Linked DNA regions of Homo sapiens: region 1 is linked to region 2. A link is an interaction called in ENCODE POLR2A ChIA-PET data of the cell type or tissue named here. Cell type or tissue: PC-9. All regions are shown on one strand. Links, peaks and the distances in the headings refer to the core of each region. The heading gives the core; the rest is flanking DNA.

Evidence for each region. ChIA-PET counts read pairs that join two places held together with the same protein. Peaks named below come from ENCODE experiments on the same cell type or tissue, not always from the same donor. Only the 100,000 strongest peaks of a DNase experiment are listed, where the experiment ranks them.
Region 1: POLR2A ChIA-PET joins it to region 2 with 23 read pairs; 6 of 35 experiments call an interaction of 5 or more read pairs at or near these places.

Annotation. Positions count from the first base shown.
Region 1 is chr5:73,456,500-73,461,880 of GRCh38, reverse strand. LINC01386 (long intergenic non-protein coding RNA 1386) reads left to right here. Exons shown (of 5, transcript NR_126410.1): 4 at 256-348. Among named protein-coding and RNA genes, the nearest start is that of FOXD1, 10 kb to the right of the region's middle. In PC-9, for the core only: no CTCF peak of the experiment used is centred there; no DNase peak of the experiment used is centred there.
Region 2 is chr5:73,112,779-73,118,159 of GRCh38, reverse strand. It overlaps LOC124901001, which reads left to right. Exons shown (of 2, transcript XM_047417978.1): 1 at 1-3,573; 2 at 4,885-5,015. Among named protein-coding and RNA genes, the nearest start is that of TMEM171, 5.1 kb to the left of the region's middle. In PC-9, for the core only: no CTCF peak of the experiment used is centred there; a DNase peak (open chromatin) is centred at 2,659; H3K27ac peaks cover 808 bases.

The sequences.
Region 1 (5,381 bases), core at 180-5,179, 340 kb before region 2:
TTCTTTATTGCACATGTGGTTGACAAAGAAAAGAGAAGATGGAGTCTCCATGTTGAACATGCCTGGCCCCCAGGTAGCCTTTTCTTACTGGCACAGCTGCTGGCATTCACCCATGCAAGCTTTCAGCTTGCTTATCTATGTCTGCAGCTGCCCTTTGTTAGAAAATAAATGATTTGGGGACTGCTTTTTATTAAAAGGGAAATCTTGCCGAGGACTCTTTTACCCTCACTAACTGCCTAAATAATTTCATTCTAGCTCCTGTATCACTGGGTTAGGTTTTGAGAATGCTGAGGTGAAGATGACATGGAGCCTGCCTTCAAATAGATCACACTTTAGCAGAGGAGATAGGTAGGTGAGCAAGTATTAATGTAACTGCCCAAGAGGTTTACCTTGCCTGCTGCCTAGACAGAGCCAATTCCTTAAGACAGGGGAATTGCAATAGAAAAAGAGTAATTCACACAGAGCCAGCCGGCGGGGAGACCAGAGTTTTATTATTACTTAAATCAGTTTCCCCAAGCATTTGGGAAGCAGAGTTTTTAAGGATAACTTGGTGGGTGAGAGGAAGCCAGTGAGCCAGGAGTGCTGATTGGTCAGAGATGAATCATATGGAATTGGAGCTGTCTTCTTTTGCTCAGTCAGTTCCTAGGTGGAGGCCACAAGATCAGATGAGCCAGTTTATTGATCTGTGTGGGGCCAGCTGATCCATCAAGTGCAGGGTCTGCCAAATATCTCAAGCGCTGATCTTTGGAGCAGTTTAGGGAGGGTCAGAATCTTGTAGCCTTCGGCTGCATGACTCCTAAACCATAATTTCTAATCTTGTGGCTAATGTTAGTCCTACAAAGGCAATCCAGTCCCAGGTAAGAAGGAGGACTGCTTTGGGAAAGGGCTATTACCCTTACTAACTTCTCCCAAAGTTAGTTAAGCCTACACCTAGGAATGAACAAGGATAGCTTGGGGGTTAGAAGCAAGATGGAGTTGGTTAAGTTAGATTTCTTTCACTGTCTCAGTCATAATTTTGTAAAGGCGGTTTCATTAATATATTTCCACACTGGGTGCTGACTGCTGTGGAACGAGGTGCAGTCGGAATTCAGAGCAGGTGGAGGTGAGGTCATCAGGGAAGGCTTTCTGGAAGCAGACACTAGGGCTGAATTTTGGAAGGAAAATAAGTTGTTCAGTAGTCAAAGTATGCAAAGGGTGTTCCAGGCAAGGGCCCAGAGGAGGGAGGCAGTATGTCTAGCGTTGTGAGCTATTGGTTGTTCAATATTGCAGGTAGGTAATCATGACGTGCAAAATAGTAGGAGATGCAATTGTAGAGTCAAGCAGAGGTGAGGCCCTTTTTATGCTAAGCTTCAGGAACTTGAATTTTAGCACACAGATTGGTAGTAATCAGACTTAAATGATCACCCAAATTACCTGGGGAACTTCCAAAAAAACCAAAAGCAACAACAACAACAAAACAAACAAAGCAAAATAAATTCCTGAGCCCCACCTGTAGAGATTCTAATTCAGTAGGTCTGTGGTGAGCCTGGCCTGGTGATGTGTGCATCCCAGCTGAGCAGCAGGACTTGGGGGAAGGCTGACCAGTGAAAAGAGGCTAGGGAAGTCGAAGCAGCAAGGGTGATAAATACTCCAAAGGCAATTGGAGATTAGTCTACTGGATTGTAGGATAACTGGGTCTCTTCAACTCACTTTTAAAAGGAATTTTTAGGGTTTAGAGAGGGCAAAAAGATATTGGCTTTTGTGTAATCTTTATTCAATGATTGATGTTACAGAAAATTTGCTGCAAGCACTGGGGCAATAAGATGTTACCAATACCTTTCTGGGTTTGGTGGGAGCCCCACCCAGGTTTAAAGTTTATTTTGCACAAGATTCATCTCAAGTAGTAACAATAATGGCAATAAATAAAGCATAATCATATTTATTGTTATAGCAAGTACTTATTAACATTTGTTTCTCCTAAAATTTGATAATAATACATGTTTAATCTACTTTGCACATAAAATAAAACTAACAGGCACGAATTCCTCTGAGTGAAGACAAGATTGGTCAAGGTTGAACTACAGCAACTAATAGCGAATGTCTACTACAAATAAGTAAATTAGCGAAGGATCTTAAAGTAGAGCAAATCCTTGGGCCAAAAATAATGATTTGCAGAAAGCACTGGTTTTTGAAGCACAGACTTGAATTGCCTTGGGAAAGAGTCAGTCATAGATTTTTCCAGGTGTCTTGTCTGGAACCAGACAGTTGGTATATGAGCTTTTTTGCTCACTGTAAAAATATAAAACACAGTCTGGGAGACATAGTGAGTCATTGTCTTTACAAAAAAAAAAAAAAAAAAAAACAAAGAAAAAGAAAAGAAAATGAGTCGAGTGTGATGGCACATTCCTGTAGTCCCACCTACTTTGAAGGCTGAAGTGGGAGGATTGCTTGAGCTCAGAAGTCTGAGGCTGCAGTGATCTATGATCATGCCACTGAACCCTAGCCTGGGTGACAGAGTGAGACCCTACCATAAAAAATTTTAAAAAACATATCAAAGTAGTTCCCCCCAAGTTATGTTTTATTATGTTGTGGGCTTATTTATACAGTGTAAGTTGTCATGGACTCTCATATATTACACTTTTTTTTTTTTTTCTGAGACAGGGTCTTCCTCTGTCACCCAGGCTGGAGTGCAGTGGTGCAATCTCATCTCGCTACATCCTCTGCCTCCTGGGTTCAAGCGATTCTTGTGCCTCAGCCTCCCAAGTAGCTTGGAGTACAGGCATGTGCCACTGTGCCTGACCTCATTATTAAACTTTTTTTTTTTGAGATGGAATCTCCCTCTGTTACCCAGGCTGGAGTGCAGTGGCACAATCTCGGCTCACTGCAACCTCTGCCTCCCGGGTTCAAGCAATTCTTCTGCCTCAGCCTCCCCAGTAGCTGGGACTACAGGCATGTGCCACCACACCTGGCTAATTTTTGTATTTTCAGTAGAGATGGAGTTTCACCATATTGGCCAGGCTGGTCTCAAACTCCTGACCTCGTGATCTGCCTGCCTCGGCCTCCCAAAGTGTTGGGATTACAGGCATGAGCCACTGCGGCCAGCCTCATTATTAAACTTTTTATGTCATGATGTGGCAAACTATATTTTTCAAAGATGGCAGTACCCACATCTCCCACACACTTTTTACATGGTGACTTGAAGACTCCTCCCATTCAGAGTTGGGTCTATGTTCCTTTTATGGGTTAAACTATGTTTCTCCAAAAATTCTTATGTTGAAGTTCTAACCTACAGTACCTCAGAATGTGAACTTAATCAGAGATGCAGTCTTTACACAGCTAATCAAGTAAAATGAACTCATTAGGGTGGGCCCTCATGCAGTATGACTGGCGTCCTTTTAAAAAGGGGAAAAATGGACATAGACACACAGAGCGGGAAGATGATGTGAGGAGACAGGGAGAGAAGAGAGGAGAGCCAAGGAGAGAGGCCTGGAGCAGATCCTTCCTCTCAGCCCTCAGAAGGAACCAACCCTACCAACCCCTTTATTTTGGACTTCCAGCTTCCAGAACTGTGAGATAATACATTTCTCTTATTCAGGCCACCAGTCTACAGTACTTTGTTATGGCAGCCCTAGCAAACTAATACACTTCCCTCCTCTCAAATCTGGGTAGCTTATAATTACTGTGGAAGTGACATTATGTGACTTCCTAGGCTAGGTCATAAAAGGGAATACACCTTCCACTGATTGTCTTGGAAGACTGGTCTGTGAGGAAGCCCAGGCCACCGGAAAAGTTCACATGTTGGTGTTCTAGCTGACAATCCCAGCTGATAGCTAGCATTGACTGGTAGAGATATAAATTAAACAGCTTTCACCCTTTGATTCTCTTTGTTAATTCCCGACTCACAAAAGGTGTTAGCATAATGAAATGACAGTTTTAAGCCACTACATTTGGGGATAATTACATAATAGTTTGTAACATGTCTTTAAGATGATTTTTATTTAAGATTACTCATGCCTTTGCTCAAATTGTTCCTCCTGCTTGGAATCCTTTCCCCCCAGATATCCAGCAGTAGCACTATTCTAGTCTTTGCTCACTGTGTAAAATTTCCACCCACCTGTCCTTTCCATGCTGCCCCGCCACTACCACCTCCAGCCCCCTTCGCTGTTCTATATTTTTCCACATGGTAAATATTACCTTTTAACATATGATATCATTAATTAATTAAGGTATTCAGTTTACTTATTTCTTATGGTCTTTCTCCTGCTAAATATGTAAAGCTTTTTAGGGCGAAGACCTTTGTCCATTTGTTTACTGATGTATCCCAAGTTCCTAGAACAGTACTTGCCGCATAGTAGACACTCAATAAAATAAATATTTGTTAAGTAAATGAATAAGAAGAATTTTAAATCTGGGAAATTAGAAAGTCACTGTTAACTCTACAACTTTTTGGATTTTTTTTTTTTTTTAAGAGACAGGGGTTTCACTATGTTGCCCAGGCTGGTCTTGAACTCCTGAGCTCAAGCTCAAGCGATCCTCGTGCCTCAGCCTCCCAAAGTGCTGGGATTACAGATGTGAGCTACTGCTCCCTGTCTGTATCACATTATTTCAGTGAATGCCATTTCCCAAACTGGTATCCCATAGTAAAATAAATTTGGAAAATATTACAACAAATGTATAGTCCTCTGAAAGAGTCACAATGTACAAAACAAACCTAAAAATTTCAAAGTGCTGCAATAAAGTCAACTGCTTTCTTGATGTACCTCATCTTTTCCAAAATTTCCATGGCCAGGTTGTTCCACAGCACACTGATTACCACAGCAGTGGCATATGGAGTAGGAATGACACTATGAGGGCCTATGGAATATGGAGAGAGGATATGAAAGCAATGGGGAAAAACAGATATTGGCGGGGTTGTGGAGAAAAGGGAACACTTAGACACTGTGGGTGGAAATGTAAATTAGTTCAGTCCCTGTGGAAAACAGTTAGGAGATTTCTCAAAGAACTAAAAATAGAATTACCATTCAGCCCAGCAATCTCATTACTGGGTATATATCCAAAGGAAAAGAAATTATCCCATCAGAAGGACACCTGCACTTCTACATTTATCACAGCACTATTCACCATAGCAGACATGGAATCAACCTAGGTGCCCATCAATGGTGGACTGGATAAAGAAAATGTGGTGCATATACACCATGGAATACTACACAGCCATGAACAAGAATGAAATCATGTCCTTTGCAGCAATATGGATGCAGCTGGAGGCCATTATCTTAAATGAATTAATGCAGAAACAGAAAACCAAATACCACATGTTCTGACTTATAAATGGGAGCTCAACATGGGGTACACATAGACACAAAGATGGGAACAATAGACACACTGGGGACTCCAAAATTAGG
Region 2 (5,381 bases), core at 149-5,148:
ACCGAATCCTTAGAAAAACAGCATCAGAACAAGATTAAAAACCTCGAATTCAGTGACTGTAGAAGCATAAAGCAGAGGCATGTGTTCATGTATTTAGCCAGCACAGATTTACCAACTACCAATAAAACACGGAACTTGTATTTTATTGAGGAGAAAGGCAATAAAATATGTAAGTTATACAGAGAATTAGAAAGTGATTGAGTGCCAGGGAGAACAATAAATCACAGATGGGGACTGGGGAGCACCCCATTTTAAATAGGGGAGTTAAGGAAGGCATCTCTGAGAAGGTGAGATTGCAGCAAAAACTTGAAGGGAATGAGGAAGCAAGTGTATCAATGATCTATTATTGCATAACAACTTACCCCAAAACTTTGAAGTTTGAAACAGCAAAAATGTATTCTCAGGGTTTCTGATCAGGGTCAGAAACTGCAAGTGGCTTAGCTGGGTACTTCTGGCTGAGCCTCTCAGAGGCTGCAGTCTAGCAGTTGGCCAGGGCTGTGGTCATCTGAAGGCTGGACTGGGGCTGGAGGATCTGCTGCCAAGGTGGCACATTCACAGGGCTATTGGCAGGAGGCCTCAGTTCCTCACTATGTGGATTTCTCCACCCAGCCTCCCCTCACGTGAGTGATCCAAGGGAGAGCAAACAAAGGGGAAGCTGTGGTGCCTTTTCTGACGAGGCTCTGCACTTCCATACCATCACTTCTCTTTATTCTGGTCCTTAGAATTGAGTCACAAAGTCAAGGGGAATGGGATTAGGTGCCACCTCTTGTAGGGAAGAGTAAGAATTTGTAAGCATAGTTCGTGATTTTTTGTGGGAAGTAGGGAAGAGTGCTTCAGGCAGAAGTAACCACAGGTGCAAAGGCCCTGAGGTAGGAACACACATATTAGCATATTCAAAGGAGAGCAAGAGGCCAGGGTGGCTGCAGTTGGTGAGCAAGGGGGAGAGTAGGAGAGGAGGTCAGAGAGGAAAGGCATGTGCAGGGCCAAGGGCACCAGGTTGTGCAGGGCCTTTAAGTAGGTGGGAAGCCTTTGAATGGTTTTTGAGCTGATGTGATGAGCTTTGACAGTGATGTGATCTGATTTCTTTTAAAAAAGAAATTGGTGGCTGTTGCAGTAAGAATAGCCCAAGGAGGAGCCAGGATGGATGGGAAGAGGCCAGTTAGGAGGCTGTGGTAACAACCCAGGAGTTATGTCTGTAGCTTGTGTATGAAGGTGATGAAAGGGATGAGACTTTGGATATATCTTGAAGATAGAGTCAATGGGATTTTCCATGAACCACATGTGGGTTTTGATTCCAAGGTTTTGGATCTGAGCAAGTGGAAGAATGGTTCTGGCATGAGCAAGATGGGGAATCCTAAGAGTGGGACAAGTTTGAGAGGAGGAGCTTCAGAGTCCATTTGGGGACATGTTAATTTTGTCCATTAGACATCCGAGTAGAGAAGCTGAGTAGGCAATTGAATATGGAGGCTTGGAGTTCAGGAATTCGGAAGGAATACTTTCCTGTGGTCTGTGAGTGACATTACAAAATTGAGGAGGCTGGGCTCCCTCTCTGGAAGAGTAACAATTAGTCCTTTGGAGGGTTCTAAACACACAAAGCAAGGGAGGGGCTGGTGCCAACCAAGTGCAGTTTTCAGATGTTTCTGGGGTGCAGAGCACAGCTAGTGCGGCTGGGAGGCATGAGTTTCACCCAGAGCAGGGGGCTTCTGCTGCTCTGTTCCCAAAACAGTGCCCTAAGGAACACATATCTTTCACTTCAACAAGACAGGCCACGTATTTCTTCCCAGGGCACTGCCAACCCTGAGAAGAAACTCAGGGCAAGTGGATTGACCTGCAGAATTCAGTGGCACCATTTTTCAGAATTCATAAGATGGCAGAAAGACAATCAGCTAATCAAGTCTGCCAACTTCTAGGTCTCTTTTCTCTTTTGGTCTCTTTCTAATTCTGCCCCAAATTAATCTTAGCACCCAGAAGCACACATTTCCCTGCTTCCAATTTCTGATGTTTTCTGAGCCCCAGCTGGGCTTGGTTTATAGGAATTTATTCTTGAGCGCTCAGTCTTGGGTCCATGTTTCAACACATATTTCCAGGACTCCCAATGACTCCTCTGAACCAACCTGGGCCCCATCCAGCTGTATAACCCTGAAAAGGGTGTACCAAAGTCCCTGGGATATTTTCCTCCTCCCTAACCCCCAGGTCGGACTTAGACCCAGGGGCTTCAGAGACATATCAGGAGTGCAAGTAGAGGCTGACTAATTTGGAAAGCTTGAATTAAGGGTTTAGACTGGCTCCCTTAGCTGATCCTAGTGCAAAGGCTAATCTTTTGCAGAGTCATTTTATGGCGTGAGATGGTGCTGTTGATTTTGCACAGTTAATAACAGCTCAGCCTGAGTGCTGCTAGCCTTAGCCAAGGGTGTAGAATGCAAGCAGTTGTTTCAGCGAAAGTAAGAATTTGCTGGGAGCACACTTGGCTTTTCTGAAGAGGCCTCTGCACTGCCAAGGGAGAAAGACCCCCCCTCAACAGTGGCCACAGCATCTGGTCTGTGGCTAGAGGAGACCAACGTGTTGATATTAAGAGTTCTTTGGAAAAGTACTGTCTCTTCACTCATTCACTGCTGACTGGATCCCAAAGAATGCACTGTCTCCCCAGCATGCAGAAAGGGGATGAATCAAACTGAGTTTAGATCCTGGCTTTGTCACTTACCAGCTGTGTGACCTGGGGCAAGTAAACATCTTTTCTGTATCTTAGTGTTCTCATCTGTAATGTGAGAATAACCAGACCTACCTCGAAGGATGTCTTGCTTGAAGAGTAAATATCTGGCACATGGAGAGTGATCAATAAATGGATTTCTCCTTAACTACTACTCGTCTAGCTACACTCATCTCATCTTCCACCTGTGGCTCAGGAAGCTTGAGCTGATGAATCCATGGAGACTGTAAAGAAATAGCAGGGGAGGTCGATCAGGGTGCTCACTGAGAGCAAACTGTGGCTCTGTTGATTTCTGATGCCCAGTTGGCAATGGTTGGAGTTCCCAGCCTGCCAGCTCAGCTGTTTCTCCCTATAGCGCATCTCTCAGTTATTTCTAGGAGTTCTTAAAGGTGTGCATCGCATCATCTCAAAAACCAGCCCGTCCAACTTGTGTTATCTGCCCTGTTGATCTACCTTTGTTTTCCCAAGGTCTGCAGCCTCCAAAGCTTCTGAAATGGGACTTGCTGCTGCTGGTATCTTTAGAGGGGCATGTGGTATCCTGCCAAGGGTGATTCCTTAGCCTGTCAGTGGCCCAGGGCTCAGGATTCTACCTGCCTCACATCTCCTGGATCCATCTGCATGTCTTGGCCCAATCTCCATATCCTCGGTTCTGGCCCCTCCACTACCTGGTTGCCACTGATGATTCCAAGGATTCAGATCAGCTCACAGTGCTCCAAAAATATAGCAAAGTGAAACAAATGTGCAAATAAATGATAAAAACAAAAGAAGAAAAAGAAAGAAAAGACTTATTGTATATCCTACCTCCTTCAAACAGCTTGCTGTGATGTGCATGGTGGTGTGGGAACCTTCTGATGTCATACATACAGGTAACTTACCTAGTTTTGGATCAGGCATGGAAACTTGTCTGAGACACTTGGAGATGACTCCCAAAATGGTCTGACCCAGAAATCCAGAAAGGGGCCATCTGACTGTCCCAGGGTGCTGTACATGGGGAACATGCCACCTGGCTGGGGATCCAGGGAGCAAGGGTCTTCCTGGGTGTGGCAGGTCATCTCCTCACAGTAACACACGAACACTTGACTTCTCCCACAAAAACTTCTGGCCTAAAAAATTAATCAATACTTATCTAAACACCTGAGAGCCGAGAGTCTTTGATAAATTAAAAGGCAGTTTGGCAGTAAGCCACCTCCTGAATGCCCCAGATTTTCATAAAAGGCCCTTTGTGGAAGCCACAGAATGCAGGTAAAGCTAGGATTTGAGGCGGTGCTGATTGAGAGAAGATAAAGAGAAAACTACTTTTTAGGGTTTTTTCTTTTTAACTTACCTCATGGGGTGTTTAAAGAATTGAATGAGTACAGAAAACAAGACTTGCTGTAATTTTGGTTGGATGTGATTCCAGGGGAAATATTTTTTCTTAAATGAAAATATAATAGCTAACCCCTACATAAAGCTTACTATGTGTTTTTAGGGGTTTACAAATGTATTCACTCCTTTGTGTTTCATAAGAACCCTGTGAAGTGAGTACTGCTGCTGCCCCACTGGACAGGTGCACAGGGAGGCTGGGCACTTGCTCCCTCACCTTGCCAGCCAGGGGCATTGCCGGATGGGAAGCGCCAGTTCTCTCTCCTCTCCAGCGGGTGTCTGTGTGCTCTGCCACAGCACCCATTCATTCTTTGCAGTTCCAGTTAAATGCCATTTCCCCAGTGAAGATGGGCCCTGGCTCCCCGTTCCCCCTTGTTATTTTCATACCTGGCGTTCTGGTGTTTTTCATTCAGGACACTTACCACAGCCATAGTTGTTTACTATTCCTTTCAGACCACTTCTTCCCCACCCTTTGCTGCTTATACTATGTGTCACCCTCTCCCCTTCCTGTCACTCTCATCATTGGCTTCCGTCTCTACCACTTCAAATCCTCCCTTAATCCTACATGCTTCCAACCTCCATGTGGTTGAGTGCTAGAGTTTGGGTGTTTTTATCCCCTCAAATCTCATGTTGAAATTTGATCCCCGGTGTTGGAGGTGGGGCCTAATGGGAAGTGTTTGGGTCGTGAGGGTGGATCCTTCATGATTAGATTAATGCTCCCCGGGGAAGATTAATAGTTCTAGCTCTATTAGTTTCCAAGAAAGCTGGTTGTTAACAAAAAGCCTGGAGGCCACATGGTGATCTGTACATACCAGGTTTCCTTCGCCTTCTGTCTTGATTGGAAACAGCCTGAAGCCCTCACCAGAAGCCAGAGGCAGATGCTGGTGCCATGCTTCTTGTACAGTCTGCAGAACTGTGAGCCAAATAAACCTCTTTTCTTTATAAATTACCCAGCCTCGGGTATTCCTTTATAGTAACACAAACACACTAAGACAATACCAATTCAGAATTCAGGCCTTCTCATCAACAAATCTTTCCTCTTCCAACCACCTCAGCCAACACCTCCTACCAGCTCACCCTGGACCAGGGACTACCTGAAACAGCCCCTTCTGCAAAAACAGGAATTGGAGCATCTCTTTCCATCTTGCTTTTCCAGCCATTCCTGCTACAACTGTCCTTCACTCTAACTAGACCCTTCACTTGTTCCAATTAACTATTTTTTCTTTACTTCTTTCTTGTGTAGTTTAGATTCTATGCTCTATCAATTCAGTAGCAGTCTCTCTGATAGACTTAAATTTCAAAGCCTGTGTCT